2 separate regions of the Homo sapiens genome follow, and region 1 is linked to region 2. The links are chromatin contacts, found by Hi-C in ENCODE. All regions are on one chromosome and are shown on one strand. The core of a region is the stretch at or near the end of the contact, and the rest is flanking DNA. Distances in the headings are between cores, read along the strand shown. Region 1 has its middle 20 kb from the start of ALDH3A1. Region 2 has its middle 34 kb from the start of ALDH3A2.

Region 1 (3,053 bases), core at 232-2,731, 150 kb after region 2:
TATGCTTACATAGCCCTGCTGAGAGACAGGGCAACAGCCCAAGGCCTGGCTCCCCGGCACTGTAGGCAGCTGTTGCTAGGAACAGGGGCATCAGATCCCAGCATGGCAGGGAGAGCTTCACTTTGCTTGCTGCCACCATTTGTTGAGCACTTGCTAAATGCCAGGCACTGTGCAAAGAGCATTTTCCCCACACAGGTAGGATTAGAAAGTAGTAGTCCTCTTATCTTCTCTAATGGATGGAAAAACTGAGGCTCAGGATGGGAAGGTAACTTGTCCAAATAACACACAGGAAGATTAAAAGTAGAACACCTCATTTCTCAAAGCAGCAGAAAAACAAGTATGTTCCAAAACTACCAATGGAGAAAAATTTGCATGCTGTAAACTAACAGTTCATTAAATTCTGTTTAAGGCTGGATGCGGTGGCTCACGCCGGTAATCCCAGCACTTCAGGAGGCTGAGACTGGCAGATCACCGGAGGTCAGGAGTTCAAGACCAGACTGGCCAACATGGCGAAACCCCGTCTCTACAAAAAATGTAAAAATTAGCTGGGCGTGATGGCACAAGGCCTGTAATCCCAGCTAATGGGGAGGCTGAGGCAGGAGAATCACTTGAACCCAGGAGGCAGAGGTTGCAGTGAGTCAAGATCATGCCACTGCACTCCAGCCTGGGCGACAGAGACTCTGTCTCAAAAAAAAAAAAAAAAAAAAGAAAGAAAGAAAACAATGGAAAATTCCAGAAATAAACAATTCCTAAGTTTTAAGTTGCACACCATTCTGAGCAGTGTGATGTAGTCTTCTGCCATCCCACTTGGGACACAAATCATTCCCTTTGTCTGTCATGTCCACGCCGCATATGTGATCCACCCTATACTATGTGATTGTATAGAGAAAAACAGCATACATATATGGTTTGGCAGTTTCCAAGGTTTCAGACATCCACTGGGGGGTCTTGGAGCATAACCTCATGAATAAGGTGGGACTCCTGCAGTTGCGACAGAGACCAGACAGTCTTCAAAACCTAAAATATTTGTATTTTTCAGTACAGGAAAAGCTTGTCAACCCCTGGTCTACACACCTGGTTATCTTGGACCATCCTGCCCCAGACTTCCTCCGTAACAACCCATATAATGTTTCTATGACCATAGACGTAAAAGGAAACTGTGACCTTTACCAAAATAAGCAACTTATTTTTCACAAATTACTTATGTAATAAGCATCCTGTTTCCAAAACAGACCTCAGTTTTCAGGTCCGTTTTGAATTGACATTTGTCACACTGCTGACTCCTTTGTTACTGAGTGAACGATATATTCTTGAGACCAATTTTTCTAAGAAATGTTATTTTAGCACATGTTCCATGGAAAGGAGGGTTTACGTTTCCAAAATACAGATGTGACAAAGAGGAAGCACATCTGATGGCCAATGAGGAGAAACAACAGAGTGGATCCTGAGGCCTCCCGTGTCCTTTCAGCCTCCCTCTGCTACTCCCACTGCTGGCCACACCAGCCTCAGGGAGGGACTGCCATGTGCACTTTCCACGGCAGCTCATTTAACTCTTGCAGGAAACCCAAGAGGCATGTTGTGTTTCTGTCTCTGCTTTACTGACAAGGACAGGGAAGCCCAGGGAGTGAGGCGTCTCACCCAGGTCAGTGTCGGCGCACACAGGAGGCAACCAGGGCATGTGGCAGGGCCCCACAGGACACCAGGGCCTCTCAAACCCACTACCCTTTCAGGCCCCTCTGCTGCTCACCATTGGTGAAGTGGGGCTGTCAGGAGCAAAGAGAATTTCTGGATTTTCTCCTAACATTTTCCCCTACTTTAACCTCCCTTCATCTGTTGAATTTACTGCAAATCTTTCCTAGTCTTTTAGTTTTCCTATACTTAAAAAAACCTTGTTTTTAAAAATTACATAATTAGGCCAGGCACAGTGGCTCATGCCTATAATCCCAGCACTTTGGGAGGCTGTGGGCGGATCACCTGAGGTCAGGAGTTCGAGACCAGCCTGGCCAACATGGTGAAACCGTCTCTACTAAAAATACAAAAATTAGCTGGGCATGGTGGCACGTGCTTGTAATTCCAGCTATTCAGGAGGCTGAGGCAGGAGAATCACTTGAACCCAGGAGGCAGAGGTTGCAGTGAGACGAGATCACGCCATTGCACTCTAGCCAAGGCGACAGAGTGAGACTCCATCTCAAAAAAATACACACACACACACACACACACACAAAGTTAGCCAGCCGTGGTGGCACACACCTGTAATCCCAGTTAGTTGGGAGGCTTAGGTGGGAGAATAGCTGGAACCCATGAAGCAGAGGTTGCGTGAGCTGCGATCGTGCCACTGCACTCCAGCCTGCAGCCTGGGTAACAGAGTGACACTCTGTCTCAAAAAAAAAAAAAAAATTTTTTTTTAATTATATAAGCTCATGGTGAAAAATATCAGCATTATGGAATATAAAATTAAATGTCTCCTGTAATCCTAGCACTTTGGGAGGCTGAGGCGGTGGTTCATTGAAGGCCAGAAGTTTGAGACCAGCCTGGCCAACATGCTGAAACCCCATCCCTACTAAAAACACACAAAAAATTAGCCAGGCCTAGTGGTGGGCACCTGTAATCCCAGCTACTTGGGAGGCTGAGGCAGGAGAATCACTTGAACCTGGGAGGCGGACGTCGCAGTGAACTGAGATCGCACCACTGCACTCCAGCCTGGGTGACTGAACAAGACTCCGCCTCAAACAAACAAACAAGTCTCACCCACCCTCTAAAATAATTCCCATTTTCCAAGTCCATCAGACACTACAGATAGGGAAGGAAAACTTATTCCATTGGACACCCACAGATATATCTTTATCATCTTATAAACACTTAAAATGTATTCAAACCTTTTGTGCATACTTTCATCATATTGTAGGAAAGTTCTCCCAAAGAGACAGGTGTATGGGGGTGCTGTTTTCTTTCTCAGAATGTAAAAGGGATTTATGAAAACAAAACTGTTCGTGCTCAAAATATTCTGGGTTTCTACTAGAAACTAAATCCATTTTCCAACCACAAGGCATTCC
Region 2 (3,176 bases), core at 35-2,534:
CTTGCTGCACAGCTGTCATTCCAGAATTTCTCTCATTGTCCTCCTGAATTAAGCCTACAATTTCTTTGATCCCATTTCTTCCTCTTTCTTAGATTTCTTTAATTTTTTTTCTTCTGATCTAGCAGCAGCCAAATGAAAATTTAAAAAAATTTGTTCTGGAGTACTTAGTCAAAAACTTGTTCTAAGATTATATGGAAAGTAAATCATATGCCATGCATATTCGAGAGTCTTTATTTTCCTCTTATACTTGTTTAATAATTTGGCTGAGTATAGGATTGTAGGTTCAAAATAACTTCCCTCTGAATTTTGAGGACATTGCTGTGTCTCAGTCTGGTATTCAGAGTTACTGATGTGAAGTCTGCTCAGAATCTGTTTCTTGTTCCTTTGTAGGCAGCATGATTTTTCTCTTTGAAAGTTTTAACGTTTATTTCTTTATCTTTATAGTTCTGAAATCTCACAAGAGTGCATTTCTCTGAGGATACTTTTTAACTTCTGCTTAGCACTTGGTATACCCTTTCAGTCTGAAGACCTGTGTTTTTCTTCAACTCTGGGAAATTTAAAAAATATTCTTTCCCTCTTTTCTGTAAATTTTTTTCTGTTCTTTCTTTTTAAATTTCTTATTAGGTGGAGGTTGACCTTGGGAATTAATCTTCTTGGCTTTGGCTTTTTTTTTTCTATTAAAAAATATCTCTTTGTCTTTTTGTTTATCTTCTTTGCTGCTTTTTTTTTTAGTTTCATTTTTAATTTCTAAGAACATCTTTTTTTTGTCTTATAGTCTCTTTTATGGGAACCTGTTCTTGTTTTATGCTGCATTACCTTTTAAATATCCCTGTGGATGCTAAATCGGAACTTTAAACGTTCTTCTGTGTTCCTTGAGTCATCTATTTTCTCTGAGATCAGTTGACCTTTTACTTATCTTTATCTGTTTTGGGGATGTGTGCTTCAGTCTTCCTCAAAGCTCTGGTGATCTTACTAGTCTGTTTATACTTAGGAATGAATGAGTACATTGATTTATCAAACAAATGGCCGGCATAGCTTTCCTCTCCTATTATTTGGAGATTTTTCTCCAACAGGCCTCTCCCCAAAATGGGAAGGACCAGTGGGGAACTCGGTACCAAGGTGGTACCTGTCCAGTGACATCTTCATTTTAGGACTTATGGGTGAGGATTAGGCAGTAGGCAGCCTGACCTCCTGCCCCACCTTATCCCCATGTCCCACCTATCCCCCAAAACAAAAGAAGAAGGGCCTGACTCACGCCACGGAGGAAGCTCCACACTTGGCTTTTCTGTGTCAGCCCAGCTTCTTGTGTGCAGTAAGGCTAAGGACGGGCAGGTCGCGGGGCTTGGGTGTCCTGTCCCAGCCCTGTGGCGCATCTCCCTGACTGCTCTTCTTCACAGCCTCGGTGGGGGGAAGCAGGGCGTCAGTGCTCCTGGAGCTCTACTGGGAAGACGGAGTGTGAGGCAGCATTCTGTTCATGTTCTGTGCTGTGGCTTCCTGCGTTTCTGCCCTTGGATCATGGCTGTGGAGCCTGCTTTCCCTCTTCCAGAAGCTGACCGGCTCTCATTCTCAGTGTTGTTAATGAATTTATTTTCTATTAAGCATGGAGATTTATTTTCCATTAACAGTGTTTTGGGAGGGAAGGGAGTTAGGCATGTGATTCATTCATTTTGAACTGGAAGCCAGTTATGTGTACTTTAGGCATGCAAATCTTAAGAGATGTTTATATACTCATACTCAGGTCTGTTTTTTTTTTTAAGTTCTTTTTTTTTTTTTTTTTTTTGAGATGGAGTCTCACTCTGTAGCCCAAGCTGGAGTGCAGTGGCACAATCTTCGCTCACTGAAACTTCCGCCTTCCGAGCTCAAGCGATTCTCATGCCTCAGCCTCCCGAGTAGCTGGGACTACAGGCGCGTGCCACCATGCGTGGCTAGTTTTTTGTATTTTAGTAGAGACAGGGTTTCACCATGTTGCCCAGGGTGGTCTCGAACTCCTGAGCTCAGGCGATCTGTCAGCCTTGGCACCCCAAAGTGCTAGAATTACAGGCATGAGCCACCGCGCCTGGCCTCAAGTTCTTAATCTTAACAATTTAATATATATTTTTATCAACTGAACTTAGGCTAGTTTTCAAAACAGTAATGAATTAGAAGGCTTTTGGGAGGATGCTGTTTCTAGTAGGAATGAGAAGTTAGAGCTGATGTACGAGTGATTAAAAGTGAACTTGAGAGCCCAAAGCTAAGTTGTCTGTACAACCCACGTTACCCTCGCAGCCCCTGGGGGCAGCATTGTATTGCAGGATCATGATAGGGGTCAAGAAGGTGGCCCCAAAGGTTGAGTGGTGGTCTATTTAAGAAGCAAATAAGCTTATAGCTTTAGATTTTCATAATCAATGATTAAAATTAAGCCTTTGCATTTGAAGGGGCCTCTTTCAATTTACCGGATAATCAGACATATGGAATGTTTCACCCATCCCACCAAAAACGAGGTATTGTCGTGGAGTCAGATTTCATCAATGTCTGGGGTTCCTACAGTGTGCCAGGCGCGGTTCTAAATGCTTTTTCACATGGGTCATTTAATTTTTACAAATTATTTGTATACTAACGTTTATACTAAGTTAAATCTTACTTTGTATAATGTAGCTAAGTTGAATTGTCTTGATAGTGTGTGTGTAGCCAATAAAGGGGGTGTGTTGCCCTCAAATCCAGCTTCATTACGAGGTTCTGCTGTGATGAATGTGGTACAGGGAGCCGTCAGGGCAACTGTCATGCTTCCTTACCTGCAAAGAAATCGGATGTCACATGGCTAAGCAATTTGTCCACAGTCACACAGCTAGGATGTAAGAGAGCCAGTTCTAGAACTCAGCTCTCCGGGTCTGTCCTGTTTCCATTTAGTTAGACGCTAGTGCACTAATACTCCAATGTTCAGGCTTTACGACTGTGATTTATGCTTCTTAATTCTCAGGTACCCCTGGGCCTTGGAGTTGCAGCCAGCATCCGAGTGGGCAATGCTCTGGGGGAAGGGAATGTAGAGGAGGCTTGGTGCTCCTGCACCACAGTTCTCCTGTGTGCTGGTGAGTCAAGCATTCTACTCCCTGGCATCTGTGCTGAACTTAGTGTGCTAAGTTAAAATCTATGTATCAGAATTTCTCTAGGAATTGAATCATATATATATATTCAACTAA

Evidence for each region. A loop is a pair of places that touch in the nucleus more often than their neighbours do. Pooled maps may share reads with other maps.
Region 1: a loop to region 2 is called in a pooled map, with 3 times the contacts of the local background. The contact joins two enhancer-like sites. A Hi-C loop is called at or near these places in 2 of 168 maps with a recorded cell type or tissue (endothelial cell of umbilical vein and naive thymus-derived CD4-positive, alpha-beta T cell) and 6 of 50 pooled maps.

Annotation. Positions count from the first base shown.
Region 1 is chr17:19,767,035-19,770,087 of GRCh38, forward strand. No RefSeq gene overlaps it. Among named protein-coding and RNA genes, the nearest start is that of ALDH3A1, 20 kb to the left of the region's middle. Within about 2 kb of position 1,482, at least 2 of the 41 ENCODE cell types and tissues checked have a DNase peak (open chromatin) inside an H3K27ac peak, as active enhancers do.
Region 2 is chr17:19,612,832-19,616,007 of GRCh38, forward strand. No RefSeq gene overlaps it. Among named protein-coding and RNA genes, the nearest start is that of ALDH3A2, 34 kb to the right of the region's middle. Within about 2 kb of position 1,285, at least 2 of the 41 ENCODE cell types and tissues checked have a DNase peak (open chromatin) inside an H3K27ac peak, as active enhancers do.